Linked DNA regions of Mus musculus: region 2 is linked to region 1. A link is a loop called in an ENCODE intact Hi-C map of the cell type or tissue named here. Cell type or tissue: gastrocnemius. All regions are shown on one strand. Each heading gives the region's core, and the rest is flanking DNA. Links, peaks and the distances in the headings are about the cores only. Region 1 has its middle 11 kb from the start of Ust. Region 2 has its middle 73 kb from the start of Gm24374.

Region 1 (8,468 bases), core at 254-8,253:
TGTTGGTGTTACCAACGGGCCCTGCTAGGAATGAGGAAGTCCACTCTTAGCCAGGCTCCCTAAGCTTTTTCTCTGGAGGAGCACACCACTGTGCTCAGATCCTTTCTAAAGCACCTCTGAAAATAGAACAGCTTCAGGAAAGTCTTGGTCAAAAATGCCCAAATTGAAAATGGAAGATCAAAAGACAGCCTGTGGATATAGGTGCTGAAGTCACTGGGACACTATCCTTGGTAAATAGCGGTCTCACAGAATGAGTTAGCTCCTGTAAGAGTGATTTGCTGTACAAGAGTGAATCTGGGCCCTGATTCTCTCTGTCTTCCTTTCTCTTCACGTAATCTCTCCTAGCTTGATGCGTGATGCTGTTGTGTGGTCCAGGCAAGAAGGACCTGAACCAATGGAACTACCTAATCCTGGACTTTCTCCAAAAAGAAAACTAAATGTATCCCTTTGCTTTATAAAGTGTCCACCCTTGGATATTTTCCTATAGTGCCAATAAACAAACTAATTAAAAAAGAATTTAGCAGAATTCTTGATTCTATTTTATTCCAATGACTGCTACAGAGAAAACAAAATTCACACCAGCAGGATAGACATGAGTTAGGTATTTTCAGGAATAAACCATGCGCTCAAAGAACCATCATTATTATGCTGACATGAGTTCAAGTCCTAGCTTAGACACTGCAAGTCTAGTTGTTACAATGTAATGTTGACTTCCTGTCTCTAAGATAGATCCTAGAGCAGACACTTTTCTTCTAGAGTGAATTTTAACTAAAATTCTTGGTTGCATTTGTCTAAAAGCCCAATGAGTTATCTAAAAGATAAATTCATTTGTAAATTTATTCTTTTTTTTGTTTTGTTTTGCTTGTTTGTTTGTTTGTTTTTGTTTTTCAAGACAAGGTTTCTCTGTGTAGCCCTGGCTGTACTGGAACTCACTCTATAGACCAGGCTGGCCTCAAACTCAGAAATCTGCTTGCCTAAGGTTTCTCTGTGTAGCCCTGGCTGTACTGGAACTCACTCTATAGATCAGGCTGGCCTCGAACTCAGAAATCTGCCTGCCTCTGCCTCCCAAGTGCTGGGATTAAAGGCATGCGCCACTACCGCCCAGCTCTAAATTTAAGCTGTTACCATTGTAGAGGCAGTGGGACCTAGGAGAATGGAGTCAATAAATGAGGTAGACTAAAGTCTCATCCAATAGCCAACTTTATTTAGAGCATCAGACAGTTTCTGCTCCAAAGGTTAAAATAGTTCACCTGAGTAAATTTCTCATGGGTTCAAGCTGTATACAGTTACAAAGATAAGCCCAAATGAAGCAAAAGCACGTTTTCCCACAGAGGCACATAGAGCATAATTTAAACATGTAATTGAATAACAACAGCAAGCAATGATGCATAATCTGAAATAAATTCTCTCCAATTTGCTACACCTGGGAGGAACATGAACACATATTCCAAGAGCAGTTCTGAGTTTTGAAGAAACTGAGGTCACAAGACTTTTGTCTTGTTTTCTTAGAGTTTTCTCACAAGCCCTCAGAATTTCTCACCTGACTCCATTCTCGACTATGTTCCAGCAACAAAGGCTAAAGGCCACGCCTTAGTTGGTAAGTAGCGTATCATTTAATGCTATTAATTGTTTGTTGATCCAAATTTTTACATGTCTGGGCAACACAAAGTCTTCTACTAGTTTTGCAGTTTATCTAGCTCTGGTTTGCTAGTGTTCCTAGGAGGTTCTAGCCCAAGTCCTCCGGCTCATCTCTTACCTATAAAAGTTCTTTATTAGACTTAATCTGTCAATATAAAGTCAGTTTCTTTGTTTAAGTAGTACATAAATAATTAGTGATGGAAAGTGGCTAAGACTCTGTGAACAGAAATGTGTGAGACAGGCTGTGCAACCTTGAAGTCACAAGTTTTCCAGGAAGACAAAATCACCGAACGAAACTTGACAGAAAAAAAAGGTAACACACGCCGGAGCGTGGTGGTGCACGCCTTTAATCCCAGCACTCAGGAGACAGAGGCAGGTGGATTTCTGAGTTCGAGGCCAGCCTGGTCTACAAAGTGAGTTCCAGGACAGCCAGGGCCATACAGAGAAACCTGTCTCGAAAAACCAAAAAAAAAAAGGTAATAGATATTAAAATGCTGCACCTTGTTTGTGGTGCACGCTGTAACTTCTTGAGCCATTCATATCGTTAGAGACACCCAGTGTTCAGTTTGTTTACAAAAGGAATAATTTGGTGAGTGGAAATAGTATTTAGCTATGGAACACTTATTAATTGGGGTGGTAGATGTGGTGTTTGTCTATACTTTGTGAAGACAGGGACAAGAGAATCAGGAGCCCAAGTCCAACCTCGGTAACCAAGAAAGGAGTTGGAGCCCGCCTGGGTGTCTTGGTGACTTTTCTTTTTTTTTTTTTTTTTAAAGATTTATTTATTTATTATATGTAAGTACACTGTAGCTGTCTTCAGACACACCAGAAGAGGGCGTCAGATCTTGTTACGGATGGTTGTGAGCCACCATGTGGTTGCTGGGATTTGAACTCTGGACCTTTGGAAGAGCAGTCGGGTGCTCTTACCCACTGAGCCATCTCACCAGCCCTTGGTGACTTTTCTATTTTGTGATAAAACTCAATGACCAAGGCAGCTTATGGAAGAAAATGGATTATTTGGGCTTACAGTTTCAGAACATTATGGTGAGGCACACAGCAGCTGGCAGGCAGGCAGGCAGGCATGTTGCTGGAGTAGTAGCTGAGAGCTTACATTGATCCACCAGCATGGGGCGGAGAAAGCTAACTGGGAACTTTTGAAACTTTAAAGTTTCAAGCTGACTTGAACTTTTGAAACTTTAAAGCCCATGGAGTGACCCACCTCCTCCAACAAGGCCATACCTTCTCTTTCCCAAACAGTTTCAGCAACTGGGGACAAAATACTCACATATATGAGCCTATGGGACAACCTCACTCAAACCGGCACAGTAGGCTGCTTGAGACCCTGTCTTAGATGGAATTCCAGTATGTGTGATCTAGGTTGACCCTCGGCCTCTTGGACCACAGTATGATCCTCCTGCCTCAGTCTCCTGAACATTCAAAACTATTTGTGTGCCACCTTGCCCAGCTAAATGGTGAGTTAAGGAAAGAAAGCAATTGGATTGGCAGTCTTAACAGGCCAGGAGTGCTATGACTCTGAAGCTGTGGTGGAGCTCTCCTTGCATGGCCATTACTCTGACCTGATTGGTGCAAAGAGCACAGAAGCCCAGGAATCAGGACCTCACAGGAGGTCTCCAAAGACCATTTTTAGTAACTCTTACCATCCGAGTCATTTTCTCTCTTTACATGCATCTCACATAAAGTGTTGGCCTGTCCTGAAATATGCCTGGTGCTTTTCATGCAGCTGGGTACAGAAATGAATTCCAATATATTCATTTATCACAAAGATGTTTTGGCCTTTATTGGACGGGTGGTTTGATCGACTCGGGTGCCTTGCCTAAACAGCATGAAAATAAAGGAGTTTTGGATGCAGTTTTTAGAACATTAATCTAAATGAGCGCTGTGCCTTTCCAATGGCGGGTTTGTTTTAACACCAAGACCTCTGCTTAAAATACAAAACTTTCTTTTTTTCTGAAACTGGTTACACTCCAGGCTCTGCTCCCTCCCGAGGAGAGGATTAGAAGGCCAGGAATCCATCTAGATCCGCTTCTTCCAGTTGGGGGAAGAAAACAAAGAATCTTCCTCCCTTAGTCTTGTTGGGATCACTATTCACTCAGATTCAAATGCAAGCTTCCTACAGGGGGATCTCCTATTCCCACCCAAGGCAGTTTCTTCCAGGCGAAGGGCTAAGTACCTCACCAAGACAGAAGAGGGCGCTGTGTGGCTCACCAACACCGACTCAGATGGGAGGTCTGCATTAAAGTCCAACGCAGGGAAACTGCTTGACTCTGATTTTCACTGCCTTAGTTTGGTTGCACCCATCTGATTAAAATCTCCGAAGCCAACATGAAGTGCCACCGACTCTGGATAAGCCTCCTCACCTTGAAGATTAGGAACTTCTGGGTTTGTGGGTATCAACTTGCCCAAGGCGTACCGAAAGATCGCTTGTCTTTCCTGCTTAGATTCCTTCCTTAGTCACCGCTAACCTGGCCTGTTGACACTAGGGCAATTCAGCAATTCTTCTGACAGCTTGTGACTCTTCCTTCATTTGTAAATACAAACAAACCCCTTTGTGGTTACAATGCTCCTGTCTTATTTTTAGCCATTAAAGTAAAAATGCCACAGATCAGGTCGCTAAAAGTCAAACATTCATTTTTCCCACCTGTGCTTCGTGGAAGTCCCAGAGGAAGATCCAGCACCTACTGAAAACCACCATCCTGGCTTCTGTCCCCACACCATGGAGAAGGGAGAGACTCCAGTATTTCTCACAAGGGCAGGGGAACCCCAGTTCTGAGTGCCCCCAACCTTATAATTTATTCATCTCTCGAAGGACTCATCTCCACATTCTATCACATGAAGCGACTGTGCTCTCAACATATGAGTGTTTGGGGGGAGGGGGGCAGAAACAGTCAGTCCCTGGCAGCTTACAAACACATATCCCATTTGTTTTTTGTTTTCTGTTTTTCTTTCTTCCACCTCAGACTCTGCAAACCAGAAGTATTTTCCTTGTCAGTATAACAAAAGAATGACAGAAACCAAACCAAACCAAACCAAACACCAGGAAAGGCATTCAAGGAAAGTGTTCAAACACCATAACAACATTCACTCTACTGTGGGTCCGTGGTTTTTTGTTTCTTTGGTGTTGCCAGCTCCTTGAGTGAAACACACCCTCACACTCTGAGAACGAATTTGACTCTTTAGAGAAAGCCATAACTATTACATAACAATGCAGATGGACTGAGTAGGCAAGCTATTTGATCAGCAGACAAAGGCTTTGATAAAACAGAGGGGAAAGATGTAGGAAAAGAGAGGGTCAGCTCTCCTGCTAACTAATCCAGTGCCTGGGGAATAAGACTCATTCCCAGGAGAAAGATGCTGTTCGTTCCTAGGCACAGAATCAGGTTTTAGAAGCCCACCTCCCAACACCAGGACTATGGTGACCAAATAGTGACACAAACTTGGAGGGAAGAGACCACCCCCAAACCATAGTAGGAAGTCCCCCTGGAAAGTTGTTTTTGGGCTGTAGTGGGCAAACACAGTCTGAAAATAATCTCAGACTTTCAGTTTCTGTCACCCTACCCCCAGCTCCACCCCAAACAGTTTCTTGAAACTGTTATGTGACCAGAGGACACATAAACACCATACTTCAGACTAGGGATACTGCTCAGCAGCCAAGCCCTTCCCTAGAATGCACAAGACCTTTGAGGAATGCTGCCTTAAGTTTTGTTTCCCCTTCTCCTCAAGCTATGATAAAACTAACAAAAGCAGCTTAAGTGGGGGAAAGTTCATGACATAGAAGGGAAGGCGGTAGGAGTCTGAAGCATCCAGTCACATCGCATCCACAGCCGGAAAGCAGAGAGGCATGAATACTTGCATGCTGGAATTAACTCTGAGTTATAAGATCTAGGATCACGTGCCCATAGAATGAGCTAGCCCACGTCGAAGATGAGCCTTCCTGCATCATCTATGAATGACATTGAGATAACTCCCCAGGGACCCATCTCCCAGGAGATTTTAGAGTCTGTCCAGTTGACAAAAACCATTGGGAAGCCCTTGGTTCAGTCCACAGTACCGCTACAAAGAAAAAGAGAGGAGGTGGGCAGGAGGGAGGAGAGAGAGAGAGAGAGAGAGAGAGAGAGAGAGAGAACATGCACCTTAGGGAGATGGCTCAGGGAGTAAGTTCTTGTCATGCAAGCATGAGGATCAGAGTTCATAACCCCAGAACACATATAAAGCTAGATGTGATAGCATCCCTGCATTCCTATAAGGACATAGAAGGTGGACACAGGAGACTCCCCAGAACACATATAAAGCTAGGTGTGATAGCATCCCTGCTATAAGGACATAGAAGGTGGACACAGGAGACTACTCAGAATCTCACAGGCCAGCTAGCCTGGCACTCTCAGAGATCAACAAGGTAGAAGGCGAGGGCAAACAACAGACTCCGTCTTCTGGCCTTCATATGCTCACCGTAGCACATGCATTCACCATGGTACACATGAATGCACATTTATACATACCTTGTCCATGCACATACACGCAGATTTCATAAAAAGAAATGGCCACATTTACACTTTACATTTGGTCTCTGGAACTAGCTGGTGTGATGTTATCAACCACTTAGAAGGCTTTGCAGGAAATTATCTCAGTGTTGCTTCTATTTTGGGTAGCATAAAACAAACCATGCTATAAAACCACTTCAAAGCAGTTTCCTAGCCAAAGAGTTGCCAGTTGTGTTCAAGTTATTTCCATATTTGCATCTTAGCAGGCCTTGTACCTACAGAGTTGCCTCCGTTCCTCATGCCAAGGTCTTTGCTAATTTGGAACATGAAGTGAGCTCTCTTCCCATTGCAGAGGACACCTCTGGTGTTAACTCACGTGGGCTGGAATCAGAAGAGGACAGGTCCTGTCCTCTCTCTCCTTCCTTCTTAACAACGTCATTAGTCCTTGTTCAATGGGCATGTCACATACTGCCCTGTCCTCTTAGAGAAAAATATTGCTCATGTTTTGTAAAGTACTTAGACTTTTTTGAATGACAGCCAAATACTGAACTGTGAAGATGAGAGAAACTCTTGACAAGTCTTAGTCAAGATCCTCAAGGTCAACCTAATAGAAAATTTAGGAAGAGCTTACAGTTTGACATACAGTCTTCCGGCTCCTCAGATCAGTAGCCTTTTGGGCCTAAAGCCAATTTTTCTTTCTTTCTCTTTTTCTTTCTCTTTCTCTTTCTCTTTCTCTCTCTCTCTCTCTCTCTCTCTCTCTCTCTCTCTCTCTCTCTCTCTCCCTCTCTCTCTCTCTCTCCTCCTCCTCCTCCTCCTCCTCCCCCCCCCTTTTTTAAACATAGGGTTCCTCTGTCTTTAAACAGCCAGGGCTGTTTAAACGGCCTGGCTGTCCTGGAACTCACTCTGTAGACCAGGCTGGCCTTGAACTGAGAGATCTGCCTGCCTCTGCCTCCAGAGTGCTCAGATTAAAGGCGTGTACCATCGTTGCCTTGGGTATTCCTCCTCTTTACTCTCAGGTTTTCATTTCTGTCAAGAATATACACTAAGGTTTACACTCTCGGGCTCACAGAGCTTTAGCCTGACCCAGGTTGAGACTGAGCTGGCAGGGAGGCACATAGTCTGCTACCTGTTCTTCTATATAGTACTCCAGGGAAATTGATCTAAGAAGTCACCCACGGACGCTGAGATGAGCTGATGATGACAGCACAGACTCTTGAAGAAAAACAACCAGTGGTTTGGGGAGCAGAAGAAGCACTGGTCTCCACCAGAACTTATCTGGAGACAAAACAAAATAAAACAAAAATCCATTATAGCCAAGTACCCCGAGTGTGCGGTGATCATGAGCGAACACCTGAAGTATATTGCAAAATGTGCTGTCAACAGTAGAATATGCTTCAGCAATGATGAGAAGCACATAAAAACATTTTTACTACATTTGTTTTGTGTGTGTGTGTGCGCGCGCACACGCACACGCGCACTCACACACACACACACACACACACTCACGCATGCACGTGCCATGCTTTTTTAGTGTACCGTGGAGCATATGTAGAAGTTAAAAGACAACTTCGGGACCTGGGTTTCTTCGTTCATGAGGTCTGTCTTAGTGTTTTTATTGCTGGGATGAAACACCATGAGCAAAAGCAAGCTGGGGGAGGAAAAGGGTTTTTCAGCTTCCACATTGTAGTCCATCATTGAAGGAAGCCAGGACAGGAACTGGAATGCGGCTGGAACCTGGAGGCAGGAGCTGATGCAGAGGCCACAGAAGAGTGCTACTTATGACTCGCTCAGCCTGCTTTCTTATAGAACCCAGGACCAGCAGCCCAGGGATGGCGCTCTCCCATTGATCACTAATTAAGAAAATGCCTTACAGCTGGATCTTATGGAGGTATTTTCTCAACTGAGGCTCCCTCCTCTCTGATGACTCCAGCTGTGTCAAGCTGACAACCACAGCCAGTCAGTACAAGGTATCTGGCATGGAACTCAGGTTGTTAGAGTTAGAGGCAAGTGCCTTCCTTTACTCATTACGCCTTCTCACTGGCCTGATGAAACACATTTTTCTTAAAATGTTAGGCACACATGTAAGAATGCAAAATATTTCTTTGAGGATTAAGAAACCAGAATCCAAATAAGTCACAGAACATGCACAAAAGAGTGTTGTTTGCAAGTGGAAAGACCAGAACTCGGATACCAATCTTGCAAATATATCTTTAATATTTTTCTACAATATGGTGACTTGGGTGCCTAGAGAATCTGACTAATCGATGAACTCACCCCCGCACACAAAAATGTACACAATTAAAAATAATAATTTCAGTTCCTGCGTGGTCT
Region 2 (8,468 bases), core at 163-8,162, 190 kb after region 1:
GCCCTCTTCACCCAAGGAAATTAATCCTTCATATCTGCTCAGAGGACCCATAGCAAAAAACTCAGCCTGATCTAGTTTTATGTTCCTTTCACTCTTAAAAGCCATTTCTACACATACTCCCCAGACTTCTGCTTGAATGAAATTAGCAAACGCATTAAGCTCTTATTAGAGCGGCGCACCTCCTTCTGACCTATACTTTCCACCTCGCCTCTAGGAGCCTGTGTTCCTTACGTCTGATTATGTCTAAAGGCAACTGTTGCTGGGTTCTGAGGGACATCAGTATTGTCCTTCCTGGTATGTCCTTCAGAGATCTACACTGCTGGTGTAGCAGATATGAAGGATTAATTTCCTCAGGTGAAGGAGCCAATATTTCAAGGGTACTACTGAGGGTACTACTTCCTCAGGTGAGGTAAACCCTTGAGAATCTGAGAGTTCAAAATTCTCAGCATCAAACAGGGTCTTCCCACACATCCCCAGCCCAAGTTGTAGGATCCCATTCTTTACCAATTATGCCCTTCTTTTAACTGCTGACAACCTCCGAGGCGGAAACATTTCTCGATGTAATTTTTGATGTAATTCAGTCAACCTTATAATGAGGACTTCAGTTTGATTTTCTGCAACTTAAGCCCTGTGGCTGCTGGGGAGAAGATTCTGTTCCAGGGCCCACTTAGAAAGCTTTCTAGTGTTGATGTGCACCTGGAGTCAGTCAATTTTATCACTAAGTTCTTTGGTTGTCCTTCAAGGTATTCTGAGATGCTAGAAGTTGCTTAACTTTATCGTGGAGTTCAACCCTACCCTTTATCAATCTATCCAGAGACACTAAGGATAACTAACCTTTATCCTTTATCAATCTATTCAGAGACACTAAGGATAACTAACCTTTATCCTTTATCAATCTATTCAGAGATACTAAGGATAACTAACCTTTATCCTTTATCAATCTATTCAGAGATACTAAGGATAACTAACCTTTATCCTTTATCAATCTATTCAGAGATACTAAGGATAACTAACCTTTATCCTTTATCAATCTATTCAGAGATACTAAGGATAACCAGCCAGCATCAGTATTTTCCCCCAAACTGTCAAAAGTTTCATATACAGAGTCACCAACTTGCCACTCACAATTGGTTAATCGGACAATCAAGTTTGTAATATAGTTCACACCATGGATTTTCAGTAGTCTCCAAGCTGCCGGGAGAGGAAATGTCTGGAGGGGCTTTGTAGCCATAAGTGTTGGCAAAATGAAAAAAAGCCTATTCCAGACACTTAAAAGAATCACCTTTCTCTCCTTCTAAAACCACTTCTAGTACCAAAATCTGTATTATCCAGTGTTCTCTAGAGTAACAGGTCTTATAGGATGAATCTCTCTCTCTCTCTCTCTCTCTCTCTCTCTCTCTCTCTCTCTCTCTCTCTCAACACACACACACACACACACACACACACACACACACACACATCAATGCCAGTGGTTTTCAACCTGTGGGTCACATTTCAACCCCTTCAGGCCAAATGACCCTTTCACAGGATTCACATGCGGGACATCCTGCATATCAAATATTTACATTATGATTCGCAACAGTAGCAAAATGACAGTTACAAAGTAACAATGCAATAATTCTATGGTGGGGTCACTAGCACACAAGGAACTATTAAAAGGGTTGCAGCATTAGGAAGGTTGAGAACAGTTATTGAAATAACTTATGGGCTACAGCCCAGCCAACCCAACAATGGCTGTTGTGAACAGAAAGTCCAAGAATCCAGTAGTTGCTCAGTCCACAAGGCTGGCTGGCTGGTGGACTTCTTCCTTCTTGCTCATCCTTATACTGGCTTCCAGCAGAAGGTGTGGACCAGATTAAATGTGTGTCTTCTCACCTCGAGATCCAGATCAAAGGTTTATGTCTTCCCACCTCAAAGTCCCAGCCTAGAAGTAGATTCACCCACTTTAAACCAGGCAAAAATAATCTCTCATAGGTGTGCCTTCCATTTCTGGATTGTTGTTCCTTCCAGATGGAGTCAAGCTGACAACCAGGAGCGGCCATCACAGGTGGGCAGAGAAAGAGGGCTGGAGAGAGAGATCTGAGTGAGGTAAGAAATCCAAGCCAGGATGCACATAGGAATCCACTGTGGGATATTCCAGAGCCACTGAGGAGACAAAGCACACATGATTGGTGTGGAGCTTTGACCACGAGCTTTAGGACTTTAATTTCCTGCAGGAGGCCAGAGCACAATAGAGATGTTTCTATATCTGCAGGTGCTACAGTCAGAGGGAGTCCAGGTCAGTCCATCTCCAAGATCTTACCAGGACCCCACCAACGCCAAGGCAGAATCATCGTCAACTTCCCTGTCTTGATCAGTGCTAAAGAGAGCAGGTATTCACATTCACTCACAGAAGGAAGCAGAGGAGACCCTGGGCACCACCTCCTCAGCAGGTGGGGTTGTGTCTTCCTCAGCCCCAGCTCACAGGGAAAGCCACATGTATGCTCCCATCCTCTCCAGCTGCCTGTGAGGTGCACAGATCTTTTTCCATTAGTGAGAGAAATATCTTGTCTCATTGGCCTGAATTGGGTCCTGGGCTCACTGCTGTTTTGAGGAAAGGGGTCAGTATGGTCTTCAGTACTATGACTACTTTGTAATAGCCACTCTGAGGGATTGAAGGCAAACACAAGAGAGCTGGGGGTGGCTGTGGGCATCAAGCTGGTGGGCCAGGGGTGGGCTATCACCTACATTCTTTCCTTGATCAGATAGAAGGTGCTGGGTGATAGAGTGACCTATCTGGGGTCAGAGAACACACAGCCAAAGCAGGCCTGCTCTAGGTGATCTTGATACAGTCCAAACAAGGTGAGCACTCCGAAGGTCCAGGAGACGTACTCCTTACCCCTCATTATGTGTTAGAATCACCTGGAGAGTTCGAAAAAAACAATGCAAGAGGCTGGTTCAGACTCAGTTGTCCCTTTGGGTCTCTCGGATGTCCCACCCGATGAACCCAGAGGTTCCCAGTTGTGATTGAGTTGGTGAGGGAGCAAGTTTGATACCTTGATTTGAATCCTGTCGAACACCAACCCCAGTGTTGATTTACAGGACTTGGTAGGTGTAGTTGGCGTTCTTACCATCCGCCTTAGGCACGGGAGACAGCCTGGGAGGATCTGGCTTGGTTTTGATATGTCTTCAGACTGAATGGAGGCATCCTATTTGATGAAGAAATTGTGTGTGGACCGTAGCTTCCTTTGGCTTCCGAGAGTCCCAGCCTGCTCATGCTGGTGGCATGCCCTGTAGCTTTCCTATTTCTAACTAGTTCGTGTGGGTACTCAAGCCATCTTTCAGCACTACATCTCTAAATGTGCATCTCTCACTTTCTGATTGATCCCCAGGAGCCTGACTGACACCACGTAGTTTTAATATGCAGCTTGGAGAACAGGGGAAGTGTGTAGCAGCAGTTAAGACAAAGGGCATCTGTGGCAGTAAATACTTAAAGTCCGCTCTATTCTCCTGTCCCTGCACCCGCCCAAGAGCTCTGGACTCATGAAGGAAAGACACACACGTGCAACCTTTATATTTTAGTATGGTTCAGCTAGCTCAATGGCTGGCCCACTCTTGAACCTCCACGTGGCTAACACACTCCCCTCTGACATTCCTGAGTTAATACTTGCTAGATCTATATTTCATCTCTGCTACCCGGGCCCAATGAGGGCTTGGCCCCTGGGGCTGCTCTCCTTGATTCTTACACATCCCCGATTCCCTCCCTCAAGCATCTTTTCCCGATGCAGGTCTGTCTCCTTCCCCTCCTAAAGGGGGAACCCCTTTCTTCTCCCTGTCTCTGCATTTCTTTCTTGGGAATCCTAAAAGTCCCACCTCTATTCCCCTGCCCAGCCATTGGCCACAGGCTCTTTATTGACCAGTCAAAAACCAACTGTTGAATTCCCATTTAAGCACAGGGCAAATCACCAATCGGCATCAGAACAAAACAAGGTCATAAGGCCCAAGTTATGTGACATTTTTTCCACCCAAAGCCTCTGATGGCAGTCCCCTCAGCCTGTGACATGGACCGCAAGCACATTGTGAAGGCTGAATGTTCTCAGGTATCTAGGTGCTCCGTGAACACGGGATGGAACGATGGCCACTGCTCCCATTATAATGTCGGGCTATTCTGGGCATGAGCTATAAAATACTATTCTAACAAAAAATGAAACCTGGAGTAGCAAGATGGCTCAGAGGGTAAGAAGGGCTCTCTGCCACACCAGACTACCTAAGTTTAAAACCAGAACACAAACGCACATGCACACGATTTTGTAAAAAGTCTTTAAAAAAAAAAACAACAGGGTTTTTAGTGGATCACAGACTCCTAGAGTGTTTTAATGATGTTTTGGATGCAGGAAACTCTGAGACAGACACCTCTGATTTTGTTTTCTGCTGCCGATGTTCATTTTTGGTGCTGATGTCACTGGTGACCTCAGGCCCCTATCCTGCATTGCCAGCCCATATATCCCTGGCTATCCCTACCTGCGGCCTCCTGTCCTCCCTAAGGTCTATCTGACCGGCGCCCTCTGGTGGCCGCATGCTGCATTCACCGCTCCTTAGCCACGTGCTTGCTTGCCGAAAGCTGCCTTGAGATCTCTAATTTGCTATGATTTCTTCCAAGAAAAGCCACGGATGCACACACACTAGTTAGACCTTTGATGGGATGTTAGCAGCTGCTCTTTTGTATATTCTCCCCCCTCATCATCGTGTATGACCCCAGTTGCTCCTGTCAATGCCATCTGTCACTCAGGATTCAGGAGCTAGTACCTTGAACAAACACTGTGTGTCAAGCAGTGAAGTTTCTGGTGTATTAGAGAGCAAACCTATGCGTTCCTGGATTTTAAGTTGCAGCAGGGGAGACAGATTAAAAAAAAAAACAGCAAGAAGTACTCTACAGGGTACCTACAAGGTGAGGGTTGGGAAGGTAGAGCGGGGCGGGTACGAGTTCAGAGTAGGTTAAAGTTCAGGTGAGGTTAAAGATATCAGTGTAGGGGTGAGGTTAAAGATGTCAGATCAGGACTTGGGGGAAGAGAGCTGGTGTGAGCCATGGAGACTTTCTGGGGAAAGAACATTCCAGGCAGAGAAAAACCTGCAAAGGTCCAAGATCCTGCTTGCCCGGTTTAAAGACCAAGAAGAAAGGTCCATGGAGGTTTTACTTAATGTTTGTGTTTTTCTCAGTAAAACACCAGAATGGTGTCAGGACCGGGAACTGTGCGCTGGGAAGACAGGACAAAAAGAAACAAAGTCCCTGCTCTCCACTCTGGTGAGACTCGGGTAGTAACAATCAGCTACCCAGAGTTCACTGAAAGACAAAATGTATTCTCCTCTAATTAACAGCTGTTTCCACTCCCTCCTTGCTGCTTCCCACCCACTGGATAACAAGTTCTGTCACAAACTTGGACCAAGGACATATTGAGCAGTGGCCTTTCAGTTTTACTGTAGTACCACAAAGGAGACAACCAGGGATGGAGAGATGGCTCAGCTATTAAGATCACTTGTTATTGGACGCAGGTTCTATTCCCAGCACCCACATGGTGGTTCACAACCATCGGTAAGTCTAGTTCCAGGGGACGCAACACCTTCTTTTGAACTCTGTATACCAAGCACTCATGTGGTACACATAACATGCAGGTAAAACATTCACTGTAAAATAAAAAACACAAATCAAATTGAGAGAGAGAGAGAGAGAGAGAGAGAGAGAGAGAGAGAGAGAGAGAGAGACCCATGTTTCTTCTCTGCAGAATACAGCCTCTGATTTTTCTTCTATATTCCACTGCCCAGATCCTAAACCCCAGCACCTGCACCAAGAATAAAGCTGATGTGGTAGGAGACAAGGCTGGGCCAGTGTCATAGCATGAAAAGCCTTGGATAATTTAAATGTACTAGTTTAATGAAACAAGTCTGGCAGCTCGAACCAGAGCCCTTTCCAAGAGCCCCATCCTGCAACTTAACCAGGCAGTGATTTGGGGCACAAGGCTGAAGTCAGGTCCTGAGTGTGAGTTTGGCAGCCTGCCACTGCCTTCTTCAGGTTAAGCCCGCCACCTGTGATGAACTGCAGCTTATTGGCTGTGATTGGCTGTGATCAGCGGTTACGGCATTGAGCTCCTGCCTGGGATTGCTTGTTAATTCTGTAAGTTAGATTTCAGAGCCTTGAGAAAGGACTTGGGTCTGGAGGGTGCCTCTGCGGATAGTTAGGTAGGTTTGACAAGTGATGGTTGTCTGGGATGTCTCTAAGCTGAGGTAATAAGCAAACTACAGAGGGGAGATCCCTGGTGGTGGAGCAGGAATGAAGAGTCTAGGGACACTCTTGTGCCATAAGATTATTGGCACAATGGCTCTAAGGCACTGGAGCTTCCCTGAGAGTCTCAAGCTGGAAGGAAAGGCAAGACCAGTTGTACAGCCCGAGGAACCATCTCTGCTCTCTTCAGATGACATTCCACTTCTAACAGCTTACCATATTGCAACGGGCCAGGACGTGGCTCCATTTAAACTTTAACACCAGGTCAGGACTTCTAAGATGGACTTGGGGTTCACTGAGCCTCTTTGTTCCTCTTCTCAATGCAGCCACATTGAATAGATCTCCTTTCTCCATTCTCCACTATTGCATGTTTCTGCAATTGATATATTGAGCTTAGCTTCTCAGAGCCACTAGGATACAGGCTTGTATCCTAAAAACTCCAGTAACAAGAAGGCCTCCCCCCGCCCCCCGTGGGGGCTGGATGGCTCAGTGATTAAGAGAATTTAACTGCTTTTTCACAGGACCTCTAGTTTGGTTCCTAGCAATCACTACAATTGGCTCACAATCACCTTGAATTTCAGTTCCAGAGGGATCTAGTACCTCTGGCCCCCAAGGGATATAAAATAAAGTCAATAATAATAATAATAACAAAAGAAGAAACAGAAGAAGAGGGAGAGGAAAAGGAAAAGAAGGAGGAGGAGGAGGAGGAGAAGAAGAAGAAGAGAAGAAGAAGAAGAAGAAGAAGAAGAAGAAGAAGAAGAAGAAGAAGAAGAAGAAGAGGAGGAGGAGGAGGAGGAGGAGGAGGAGGAGGAGGAGGAGGAGGAGGAGGAGGAGTAGTAGGAGAGGAAGAGGAGGAGGAGGAGAGGAAGAGGAGGAGGAGGAGAGGAAGAGGAGGAGGGGGAGAAGGAGAAGAAGAAGAGAAGAAGAAGAAGAAGAAGAAGAAGAAGAAGAAGAAGAAGAAGAAGAAGAAGAAGAAGAAGAAGAAGAAGAAGAAGCCATCACCACCATGAGGTGAAAATCTAAGACTAGAATATTCAGAAAGTGAAACAGGTAGATGAGGGGGAAGGTTAGAATGGGGATGAACTGGTAGTGAACAGGGAACACTGTCTAGTACCAAGGAGAGCAGAATAGTGCTGCAGAAAGCTGAGTCCACTGATGGATTCAGCAGTCAGAATGCTGTTGCCATTGGCATCTGTCAGGGAGCTGTGAACAGGCAGGGCCATACACAGTCCCTAAGGAAGAAGAGACCTGTTTAAGATGTTTGGCTGTGCCGAGCAGGGGTGAGGATCATCTAGATGGGAGGACTATGGGGCATGAGATGCCTGCTGATGAGCCTTTCTTCCTGGGCAAAATCAATAGCAGCCCCAGCGCATGGACAAGAAAGGGCACGTTTTGGTAGAACGCAATGTAGCTTATGGCAGTCAGTCTTTAGTCTGGGACTCTTTCCAAAGAATTGTGCCTCTGGTGGCGTTGCTGAGGGAATCAGCTTCCAGATCAATTTGGTTGGGAAGCTGACCTGACACGCACACACATCTGCTTCATTCAACGGGCTGTGAAAATACCTGGGGCTGCAGAGGAATAAATAAGAGTGGAACATTTTCTAGGATCAAGGCTGCATGAGACAACTAATGTGAGTTTAGTTTCTTTACATTTGACCAATATTAAACATTACAACATAGCTGTATAATGATAACAGAAAATTTCAGAAATTGGTATGGATGTCAGACAATATTCAGAAGAAAGGAAATTAAACTTTGGCTCTCTGCTGCTGGAAGTTGACGTGCTACGCCTACTGAGGAAGACCCAGAGGTTTGCAGGACCACGTGAGCCATGGCCTGGCCATCAACATGCAGTTCATTTTGACAAGTATCCCCCAGTTTACTCTGCGGAAAGTTGGCACAAGGTAACTCGTCACTGATAGGACAACGAGATCCTTTGCTTCAGGCTCGACACCCTGTAGAGCTATTCAGCTAGCACAGGCAAACAAATGCTTCCCCAGACGAGGCTGGGGCTGCCTCATCCTTCCTGCACTTGGTGCGCCCAGACTGTCCTGAGTTGTAGACGGAGATGATGCTGGAGCCTGTCCTGAGGAGGACCGACCGTATCATTCAGTGGAAGAACTGAGGTTCAGGGTCTTTGGAGCGCTTGTATCTTGGGAGGCTTGAAGATACAGAGGGAAGATATAGCAGAATTCCCCAGTCCAGTCAATTTA

What was found. Peaks named below come from ENCODE experiments on the same cell type or tissue, not always from the same donor. Only the 100,000 strongest peaks of a DNase experiment are listed, where the experiment ranks them.
Region 2: it touches region 1 in a loop (2.5-fold over the local background); 13 of 42 quality-filtered maps call a loop at or near these places.

The regions. Positions count from the first base shown.
Region 1 is chr10:8,525,525-8,533,992 of GRCm38, forward strand. No RefSeq gene overlaps it. Among named protein-coding and RNA genes, the nearest start is that of Ust, 11 kb to the left of the region's middle. In gastrocnemius, for the core only: a CTCF peak has its summit at 3,842 (motif pointing right); a DNase peak (open chromatin) is centred at 3,853.
Region 2 is chr10:8,711,333-8,719,800 of GRCm38, forward strand. No RefSeq gene overlaps it. Among named protein-coding and RNA genes, the nearest start is that of Gm24374, 73 kb to the left of the region's middle. In gastrocnemius, for the core only: a CTCF peak has its summit at 4,555 (motif pointing left); DNase peaks (open chromatin) are centred at 4,548 and 6,042.